Linked DNA regions of Homo sapiens: region 2 is linked to region 1. Evidence: chromatin contacts called from ENCODE Hi-C data. All regions are on one chromosome and are shown on one strand. The core of a region is the stretch at or near the end of the contact, and the rest is flanking DNA. Distances in the headings are between cores, read along the strand shown.

The links. A loop is a pair of places that touch in the nucleus more often than their neighbours do. Pooled maps may share reads with other maps.
Region 2: a map with no recorded cell type shows a loop between it and region 1 (7-fold over the local background). The contact joins the enhancer-like site here to the promoter of ADAM8 in region 1. A Hi-C loop is called at or near these places in 1 of 168 maps with a recorded cell type or tissue (B cell), 2 of 37 single-sample maps with no recorded cell type and 5 of 50 pooled maps.

The regions. Positions count from the first base shown.
Region 1 is chr10:133,273,072-133,278,389 of GRCh38, reverse strand. ADAM8 (ADAM metallopeptidase domain 8) reads left to right here and starts at 1,522. Exons shown (of 23, transcript NM_001109.5): 1 at 1,522-1,618; 2 at 2,803-2,906; 3 at 4,155-4,231; 4 at 4,361-4,439; 5 at 4,552-4,628; 6 at 4,947-5,136. The coding sequence starts at 1,573. RefSeq lists enhancers at 68-117, 1,432-2,079, 3,083-3,342, 3,380-4,029 and a silencer at 1,273-1,832.
Region 2 is chr10:133,517,583-133,522,721 of GRCh38, reverse strand. It overlaps LOC105378575 (a long non-coding RNA gene), which reads left to right. Exons shown (of 5, transcript XR_946512.3): 2 at 1-3,051. Among named protein-coding and RNA genes, the nearest start is that of CYP2E1, 7.2 kb to the left of the region's middle. RefSeq lists a silencer at 2,320-2,519. Within about 2 kb of position 2,406, at least 6 of the 41 ENCODE cell types and tissues checked have a DNase peak (open chromatin) inside an H3K27ac peak, as active enhancers do.

The sequences.
Region 1 (5,318 bases), core at 273-2,772:
GGGATTGGGTGGAACTTCCTCAGCGCGGGAGGAGCCTGTTCTGGCCCAAGCTGGTCCTGTCTTTTTAGGAATAAATCCCTGGTAGCTCAGCGTCGGCAGGGGCCTTGCTGTGCCTCTGATGTGGCCAGCGTGCCGCCTTTGCACTTTGCTGTTGAGTAACTTGCACCATGAGGTCAAGGAAGGGAAGTGTGATTGCCAGCTGGCCATTGTTCTATAATAACAGGGTCACCTGCATGAGCTCAGGCACAGGCCAGTATCCCCAGCCCTACCTGGGAGCCTCTCGGCAGCCTGGGGGACCTCGTCCTGTGCCACACAGGCAAGCGGACACACCCCCAGGCAGCAGAAGTCACCTGCGGCCCAGTGCCAGCCCTTGCTTTCTTGCTTTTCATGCCATTCACATTAGGGTAAGAATGGCTTTGAGACAAAATGTGACAGCATCACTCACGCCAGCTTAGATCCTCCGGGTTCCCTGTCCTCCCAGGATAACGTCCGAGGCCCCGGCCTCTTCTTGCCACTGCCCCTTGACCTCTGTCCTCTGCCCCTAGGCCCGTGCAGTTCCCTGACTCGCCCTGCCCTGGTGCCCTCTCTCCAGGCAGGACTCCCTCCAGCCCCTTGCTGGCCCTGCCCTGCCTCTCCCCAGGGAGGCCCTGAGGCCCCCCCCCCCCATGTGATCTGTCAGCAGCGCCCTGTGTGGTCATCTGAGCTGCCTTTCCTGCCACCACCACTGTTCCCACTCCAGGAGGGCGGCCTGGCTGTGAAAGCCCCAGGGAGGGGTCCTGGGTGGACCGTCTGGGGAGCTGTGGTGTCAGCCCAAACCTGCACCCTCGAGGCTGAGCCCACCACGGGGAATGTGGTCACCAAGGGCAAGCACGCTTGGCCGCAGGCCTGGAGACGCCGGAGCCAGGCCACGGTGGGCTGCTGCAGGCTTTGGTCCACGTCGGCCAGCGTCAGCTGCTGTCTGGGGATCTTAGGCTAGGGACGGCCCCTGCACCTGCCATCACCTGGGCTGGGACCCCCACCTAGGGCTCCCCCTCCCCACTTGGACGCCTGCGGGCCCATGCCTATCCCACTCCGGTGAGGCCTCAGCCTGGTGGAGGGGGCGCAGGCTTGGGGGGGAGGGTGGCAGAGCTTCCCACAGGGCTGAACCTATGCCCACAAAGCCATGACTTGCCCCTGCCTGAGGCTTTCTGTTCCCCAGGAAATCAGAGACCCCCTCTCCTGAAACCGCCAGGCGGCCCTCACAAGTCCCTTCCCCTCCAGGACCTGCCTGGCGCCACCTCCTTCCAGCCGCCGGGTCCTTCGAGAGGCCCCCTCTCGGGGCTCTGGCCGGACTTGGGACAGGCTGTGCCTGAGTTTCCTCACCTGTGCAAGGGAGGATGCTGGATTGTGGGGAGAGGGGAAACGGACCCCGCCCCCAGGTGCCGCGCGCCCCGCCCCTCCCACCGGCCGAGGGGCCCATTGGCTGCGGGGCGCCGGGGCGGGGCGCGCGGAAAAGAGCCTCGGGCCAGGAGCGCAGGAACCAGACCGTGTCCCGCGGGGCTGTCACCTCCGCCTCTGCTCCCCGACCCGGCCATGCGCGGCCTCGGGCTCTGGCTGCTGGGCGCGATGATGCTGCCTGGTGAGTGGTTCCAGGGAACCGTCCCGGGCGCAGCGCGGGGCAGGGTGGCTCTCCCCGCAGGACGCGACGCGGACCCCGAGCCCCTGGCCTGCTCGCACCCCGCACCCTGGCCCGGCTTCGGGCTGGTCCCTGGGAGCGGGCCATCAGGTGCACAGTGGTCTCTGGGTGGAGAGCCCCGGGCCGGGGAGGCCGGGGAGGTCGGAGGGAACCTTCAAAGGTGAACTGTGAGAGGGAAGTCCCGCCTCTGAGCTTGTTAGTGGGGTCGGGGCCGGGCCAAGCAGGACGCTTCACCTGCTGCGCGAGGCGCCCTGGGTTCCTGGGATTCACCTGTGGGGCTACCCACCCCCACTATTTAGCCGAGGAGGGAAGGGAGGGCAGACAAGCTGAGGCCTGGAGTGCAGGGGTGTGGGCTGAGGGGACCCGTCTCCTGCCTGGGGGAGGACATGGGGCTGCTGACCCTGGATCCCACCCCTGCTCCTGGAGTGACTTGGGCTGGGGTGTGCTGAGGAGCTTCAGGCTGGAGGCCGGGTTGCTTCCCGCCAGTTTCCTGGGCAGATAGGGGCTGGCTGCTCCCCTGCTGCCTCTCCAGGTTGGAGATGTGGTCATGGAGACACGTCCACTATTGTGTTTTAATGGGAGCAAAGGGTCCTGGGGTTGGTGGTCTCCGAAACCCTGCCCATTGCATGCTGGGACCCTGCCCTCTGCTCTCGGATACCAGGGAGTTTCCAGTTCTTGGGAGGTGAACAGCCTCCGGGAGGCACTTCCTGCTCCCCAGTTAGATGCGATCAGATGATCAGAAGAATGGAGGAGGAGAATGGAAACGGGCAGGTCGGCGGCCCGAGTCCTCCTCCCTGGGGGGAAGGTTCATCCTTGCCCTCGGGCCCCTCCAGAGATCTGAGACAGCCTGGAGACCTGTGGAGTCACTGGCACCCGCTGGCACCCACAGCGTCTCTGAGCACTGTGTGTGGGTGCTGCAGGACACAGGCCCACCGGCCATGCCTGGGGGCGCTCCTGGGGTCTTTTAGGCACAGAACCCTCACTTGAGTCTTTGTCCCAGAGCTATCTGGTGAGTTCCCCAGGGGAGGGTCAAGCCCAGCAAGAGACAGAATCTGAGGGCCCAGGAGGCCTCTGGGAAGGAAACCTGCCCCCCGGCCCCTCATGCCTGCTGACCCTCCCTCCTGCAGCGATTGCCCCCAGCCGGCCCTGGGCCCTCATGGAGCAGTATGAGGTCGTGTTGCCGTGGCGTCTGCCAGGCCCCCGAGTCCGCCGAGCTCTGCCCTCCCACTTGGTGAGTCTAAGCTGGCCTGGGGAGGGTCCCTGGCTGGCCCCTGAGCCTATTTTTGTGAAAGGAGCTTTAGCTTACAGAAAGTGGTGAGAGGCCAGTGGGTGTCTGGGGCTGCCCTGTACAGCTCTAGCCCCCTGGGGCCCATCTCCGTTCCTCCCTCCAGCACTGCCTGAGGGCTCCCAGCCTCCTCGTTCCTTCAGGAGCTCTATGGACCCCTGGAAGGGAGCAGGGGCAGGTTGTGCTGGCCCCGGGCCCCTCCCCAGTTTCACTTGGCGAGGCTGATAAGCCAAATTCCTCTTTGAGAAGTGACGCTGGCTCACCGCAGAGTTGACACACCTTCCTGTGTTGGGGGGGGGGCCTGGCGGGGGTTTCCCAGGGCTAGAAACTGAGAATGCCCCCCTCCCCGACTGGGGCTGCCCGAGGGTGATTCCTGAAGCCTGAGTGGGTGGGTGTGCACACATGTGCACGGCATATGCATGTGTGCACCTGTTTCCAGGGAGGGCAGTTCCGGCCCCAGCCCTGTCCTTACCTCAGCATCCGGGGAACCTACTACCGACCTGCCCGCTGCCCTGGGCTCATCCAGCCGGTGGCACAGCTAAGGCTGTCCCAGAGCTCTGCAGGCCGAGCCCCAGCCTGCACATGGGGGCTGGAGATGCAGTGGTCCAGCAGGAGGCTCTGCAGGCACCACCAGGTCCGGCAGCTGCTGGAAGGGATGGGTCCTGGAGGCAGGCAGCTGTCGCTGGAGGGGCCTGTGCGTGCTATCCCCGCCACCCACCTCCTTTGCTGCCTGGCTGAGGCTATGCCTCCCCCACCCTATGCTTTCTCGGGGAAGGGGCATTGTCGTTACCCATGCGTGGTCAGATGGGGAAACTGAGGCCTGGGAGGACCGAGGAGCACCGTGTCCTTCCTGTCTACCCAAGTGCTGGGCTCCGCCGGTCGCCTTCAGCACAGCCCCGTTCCCTACCCTCCACCCTCCACCCCCCGCCCCCCACCCTCTGCCCTCCGCCCCCCGCCTCCACCCTCCACCCTCCACTCTCCACCCTCCACCTTCCACCCCCCACCCCCTGCCCCCTACCCTCCACCCTCCACCCTCTACCCTGCCTGAGGCTGTGGACCCTCCAGGATGGAGCCTTGACCTGGGGCTGGAGGCCGGCACCCCTTCCCCCCCAGCTGAGCTTCTCTGGCCCCCAGGATTGAGGTGGGCACAGCCCGGGCAGGCTGCTCACCTGGGACCCTTCCCTCCTCGCTCAGGGCCTGCACCCAGAGAGGGTGAGCTACGTCCTTGGGGCCACAGGGCACAACTTCACCCTCCACCTGCGGAAGAACAGGTGAGTGGGTCTCGGGTCGGCCCCCCTGCCCGGGCCTGGCTCCAGCACACTGGTGTCCCCGGCGTCCAGCCTCTGGGCCAGCCTCTCTGCACCGAGGGGGCCGAGGCAGTCACAGCACTTCTTTTCCAGGGACCTGCTGGGCTCCGGCTACACAGAGACCTATACGGCTGCCAATGGCTCCGAGGTGACGGAGCAGCCTCGCGGGCAGGTATGGGTCGGGCGGAGCAGCTGGGCGGGCAGGTAGGGGCTGGGCGGCCCTCCCCGAGCCTGTGGGGCCATGGGGGCACAGCCTGTGGACCCCTCTCCTGCTTCCCCCGCAGGACCACTGCTTCTACCAGGGCCACGTAGAGGGGTACCCGGACTCAGCCGCCAGCCTCAGCACCTGTGCCGGCCTCAGGTGGGTGTGGCGGACGAACGCCAGGGCTCCCGCAGGTGGAGAGGAAGGCCTAAGCCTGTGGTGGGGGTGGGGAAGGGAGGCAGGGAGGGTGCCTCCTCCTCCCACTCAGGCCTTTGCTGTCTTGCATGGGGGTCTGCTCAGGGGACGCCAAGCCCAAGAGGCTCACCCTCCTGTACCCTGGGGCCTGAAGTCACCTGCGGGGGGCTGCTGGTGGCAGGGTAGGGGGAGCTGTAGGCAACAAACTGGAGCCTCTGGTCCTTCGGGGCAGGACCAGGCCACTCTGAAGCCCACAGCACACCCGGCTCCCACTCCCCTCAGGGGTTTCTTCCAGGTGGGGTCAGACCTGCACCTGATCGAGCCCCTGGATGAAGGTGGCGAGGGCGGACGGCACGCCGTGTACCAGGCTGAGCACCTGCTGCAGACGGCCGGGACCTGCGGGGTCAGCGACGACAGCCTGGGCAGCCTCCTGGGACCCCGGACGGCAGCCGTCTTCAGGCCTCGGCCCGGGGTGAGCACCCTTGTCTCCTGTGTTTGGCTGGCCCTGCCGGTGTCCACTTGCCTGGCCTGTGAGTCCTCCTGGCTCCCCATGTGCTGGGTGCTGCCCATTGTCTGCAGCCTGGAGCAGGCCTGGCCACGCTCCCCCAGCACTGGACAGGGGCTGGACAGTGGCCCCGGGTCCCTGAGGGAGGG
Region 2 (5,139 bases), core at 1,157-3,656, 240 kb before region 1:
AACACTAGATACTGCCAGTCACCGATAACTGAAAATTCATATGTCATTACTTTAATTTGCATTTCTCTGGTCAATAAAGAAGTAGAGCATCTTTTCATCTACTGATTATTTATTTGAATTTCTTTTTTAATGAAACAATTCCTTCCCTTTTCATATTGGGATTTTACATATTTCCTCTCAGATTTTAAGGACTCTTTGTCTATCAAATAAATAGTAGTTGTTTTCATGTTTGATGGTTTGGAAGTTCCTCCCAGTCTCTTGTTTGATTTCCCATGTAGAAAATTAGATTTTTATACAGTTAAACTTTTCAGACTTTTCCTTTATGGCCTTTGGAATTTAGACAATGTTTTCTAAAAGACCTTCCCCATCAATTATTTTTAATTTAAAAGTCACCATTATGGCCGAGCACGGTGGCTCACGCCTGTAATCCCAGCACTTTGGGATGCCAAGGCGGGCGGATCATGAGGTCAGGAGATCGAGACTATCCTGGCTAACACGGTGAAACCCCCTCTCTACTAAAAGTACAAAAAAGTGGCGGGCGCCTGTAGTCCCAGCTACTCGGGAGGCTGAGGCAGGAGAATGGCGTGAACCCGGGAGGCAGAGCTTGCAGTGAGCCAAGATCTCACCACTGCAGTACAGCCTGGGTGACAGAGCGAGACTCCCGTCTCAAAAAAAAAAAAAAGTCGCCTTTAGAAAAGATCTATGTGGTCTTGTCATTTCTAGGTAAGGTGCCTTGATTTCTCTGACTAGAATCGTGTTTTATTACATTATCTTTTATTTTAAAAATCTACTCAGATATGTTAATATGTATTAAAATTGGCAATTAATCTTCTAATTGTATCTTTTACTGTTATATAAACATCTTTTTGACTCCCCTGATAACTGTTGCTACATGTGTTTGCTTTTCGTAGTATTTCCCTGGTCTATCTCTGCTCATCATAATATTTAAAGTATCTTTATGTTATTTTTGTTCTTGATAGGTGTCCTGTAAACATTCTATAGCTTTGACATAAACGGAAAGTTTTTCCTTTTTATAGAATTAAACGGTCATATTTATCACGATTACTAAATTTGGCTGTTACGATGTGAATGTATGTGTGTGTGTATGCGTGTGTATGTGTGTGCATGTGTGTGTGTGCATGTGTGTATGTATGTATATGTATGTGTGTATGTGTGTTTCCTTTCCCTATGTTCGGATTGATCATTTTTTGTTTGTTCTTTTTGCTTGATGATTTGGACTCCTGTTGTTATTCTACCGGTGGTTACCCTTGAATCTGAAAACACATATAGACCTATAGTTTTTTTATTCACTTGAATAATTTGTCAATATCTTCTGATCTAAACAAGAAGGGACCTTAGCATACTGTTCTTCTCTACTTCTCTTGCAATATACACTCTACCCCAAATCTCAGGAATTTTAGTTTTAGAATATTAGTTTTAAATTTGTTCAAATATACTTCTGTTTTATAAATTAATTTTTATCTAAGGCATTCACATTTTCAGCCACCTATCGAGTGATTATTTGCCCTCAAATATATGCTGTACCAGTCCCTTCGCCTGTTTCTTCTATATCATATCTTGTCTTCCATGGATTCCTGCTCCTAGACACACAACATCTTCCACATAAAATCAGGACCCAATTTTATGTGGAGAGGGTGGGCTGCACGAGGAGGTACACTTGGAATGCCCACCTCCCTGGGCTACTTGACCTCCCTCCATAGCCAACTTCTCTTCAGTGGCAGATCACGTGGCAAAAACATGTTGTCAGACTGACAGCAAACTTGCCTCTCCTCCCTTCACACTCACAAGTAGAAAGCATAAAACATCTCAGAAGTGCTCTAGGAGGATAATCAGTAGCCATAAACCCTTGGACCACAGAGCTACGAGGCAGAAGAATATTACTCTTCTGGGCACCCAAAAGGCTCTGGATAAGAAGGGAGGAGAGTACGGATGGGGCTGAAAACATGCTCAGAATGGCTGATTTGAGGGCTTTCCCCTGGAAACTTCCTCTTGTTTTGTATTGTCAAAAGGTTGAGAACCTTAAAACAGACATTTGTGTGGGCAACTATCTGATGTTCGATGCCATACTTCACTGGAAATAACGACCTTGACAAAAGCCAAACATCTGTTCCAAGTAAAACAAAAGCAGAGAACACACAACCTCGCCGCGTCCAAAGGGCAAGCCACGCTGGTGCAGGAACGAAGCCTCCCGCCTCAGAGGGCGCGGGGCTCTGTGCTGTGTCCTGTCTCCTGTCAGCCGGCTCTGCCCGCACGCTGAGCTGCGGTTATGGCTCCGGGAGCAAACAACCCGGAAGTGGCAGCGCGGCTGGGCGGAGGGCGCCCTCCTGGTTCCGCTGGGGCTGCGGCTCCCTGAGGCCCCGAGGGGACCCCGCTCACCCGGGCCCCGCCCACCAGAGGGCGCCAGAGAGAAGCCACCGGGGAGGCGCCTGCGCTGTTTCCCTGAGCCTCCTGGTACCCCGTTTGAGACACAGGAAAAAACGCGTGAAAGGCTTCTGTAAATTATCAAGTGTGGTGACGTATGAACCCCAGGCAGCCCACTCCCAACCCCAAACAACATCTCATTCAAGCTGCGTCTACCAGAAGCTCGCACATCCAACTGCCTCCCTCCAGAGGTAGCCGCTGTCCCGAATTTTGCTTTGAATGTTCCCTGTGATTTTCTTTTTTATACTGTGTAATTGGATTTTTAAAGGGATTTCATAACATTTATATTCCCGGAGGCTTGAATTTTTTTGCTCATCGTTTTTCGTTACCACGTAGTGAGGTGTTGCTGCAGTTCCTCGACTTTGTGACTCCACAGATACGAATATGTGGCACTTTGTTTAACCACTGTCCTGTCCGATTATTCCCAAGGTTTTGCTACTGCAGACTAGGAACATTTTTGAACATGATTCCTGGAGCACTGTGTAAGAATATCTCTAGGCCAAGTGTATACCTGGGCAACCTAATATACATGGAACCAGATTGTTTTCCAAGTATTTGAACCATTTACCTGCGTCCAGTGGTGTCTAAGTGTTCCTGTTATTCCCAACAGTATGTACTAATAAATTTCTTAATATTTTCCGATTTAGTCAATATAAAATGATATTTAACTGTGGTCCCATTTTGCATTTCCCTGATTATAAAGTAGAGAAACTTTCTCTCCCTATCTCTGTCTTGTCAAAATTATACATACTTTTCTCTGAAATGCCTACTCAAGTATTTTATGTATTTTGCTCTCCTCTTCCCTTGGGGTTTTGGTCTCTCATTGTTTGCAGGAATGCTTTATTCTGATCCGTCCTCAGTTCTATGTGTTGCAATAATTTTTTCCATTCTTTAGGTTACTTTTCTATACTATTTATGGCATTCTTTTTATCAACAGATGTTCTCAAGTTATCAGTCTTGCATTTTTGGATTAGCACTTTCTGAGCTTAAAAAAATCCCTTCTTCCAGCCTGGGTGTTGGAGTGAGACCATGTCTCAAAAAGAAAAATCCTTTCCTAGCCAGAAAGATGATAAAGATAACTGCTTATTTATAAGGTTTTACTGTTCCCATTTATGCCCTAAATCTATGTAGAATTTATTTTTGTACATAGTAAGGACTAAGGAAGTTTGTTTTCCCATATAGATATGAATTGTCCCAGGATCCTGTCTCTGATCCCCAAATCATCTTCCAAAACAAGACAAAGTTCTTACACAGGGAATGCATCAGAGGCCTGTCTCTCCCTGGTCCAATGCCATAGCATTTTAATTATTATAGCTTTATAGTAGTATTGATATCAAATAGTGCAAGTCCTGTGGTGATTCACTCAGGATGGTGGCAGAAATATTAAAGGGACATATTAGGGAAAGTTATAGGGAATAGTCACAAACCTTTTTGGAAGGCTGAAAGGTTACATAGCTTGTAATAATTGAACAGGCTGAAGGCAGCGGGTTCTTACCTTAGAGCATTAGGTCATAGGGTAAATACTAGGGACAATAGAGGCTTCCCCAGTTAAGTCTGTTTACCCTACCTCCATTAACTAACCTTTGAGCCAGATGGCCCTCTTGGTGCGGAGGAGGTTGACCAGGGAAATTGCCCCCTAATGGTATTTAAACCGTGGTACCTGAGCTTTAATCATTCATAGAACTACCGTCTTAACCATGTTAATTATCCACAAGTGTGTTGACTCAGAGCTTCTGTTGTTAAGCGTATACTAAATAAATGCCTGAAGTGCAAGCTGCTCAGAGCCAGCCACAGTGACAAACCTCTCTTGGTGTGTAGGCTGTCGGACACCGAGCTGGACTGGCAAAGCAGAATATCTCTGTGTCAGTGTACGTTGTATTCATCCATCGTTTGGGTCAGGGTCTGCAGGCACACCCCTGCAGCTAATGCCCTCTTGTGAGGAGCAATACCTCGAGTCCCACCACCGTTTTTTATTTCAAGAGTGCCTTGCATACAAATTTTAAGACTCAGTTAGTTAAATTTCCTCAAAAAGTCTTTTGAGATTTTGATTAGAATCACATAAACTCTGTGAATTAAATATCTTTAAAATACTGATTTTTCCTATCCATGATGTGGAATCTGTTTCCATTTATTTAGGCCATTTTAAAATGTTTTCAATAAATTTTATAATTTTCCGCATGTAAATTGTACACATTTTTGTTAACCTTACTCTTAGTTAACGTTGAGTTTTCTAAGCAGAGTTCTTGATAAATTATGTTTTCCAACTATTTATTGCTAGTGTATAGCAATACAAATGATTTTTGCTTATTGATCCTAGAGGCAGCCCCCTTCCTAAACTCTCTTATTTCCAATAATTTCTGTGCAGATTCTTTTGTGGTTTCTCAGTAGACCATCCTGTCGTCTGTGACCAATGAGAGTTTTGCTTTATATCTTTCAATCCTTATTCCTGTAATTTCTTTTTCTTGTCTTATTGCACAAACAGATCCTCAGTACACTGTTGCCTTGATTTTTATTTTAATGGGAAACATCTCAGAAGTTCTCTAAGAGGACGCTCAGTAGCCATTGCCCCTTTATGAATGATGTTTATTGTAAGGTTTTGATAGGTATACTTTTTGAGTTTAAGGAAATTACCTTTTATTTCTAGTCTACTAAGAATTTTTAAGTTAATAATAGATGTTGAATTGTATTAAATGCTTC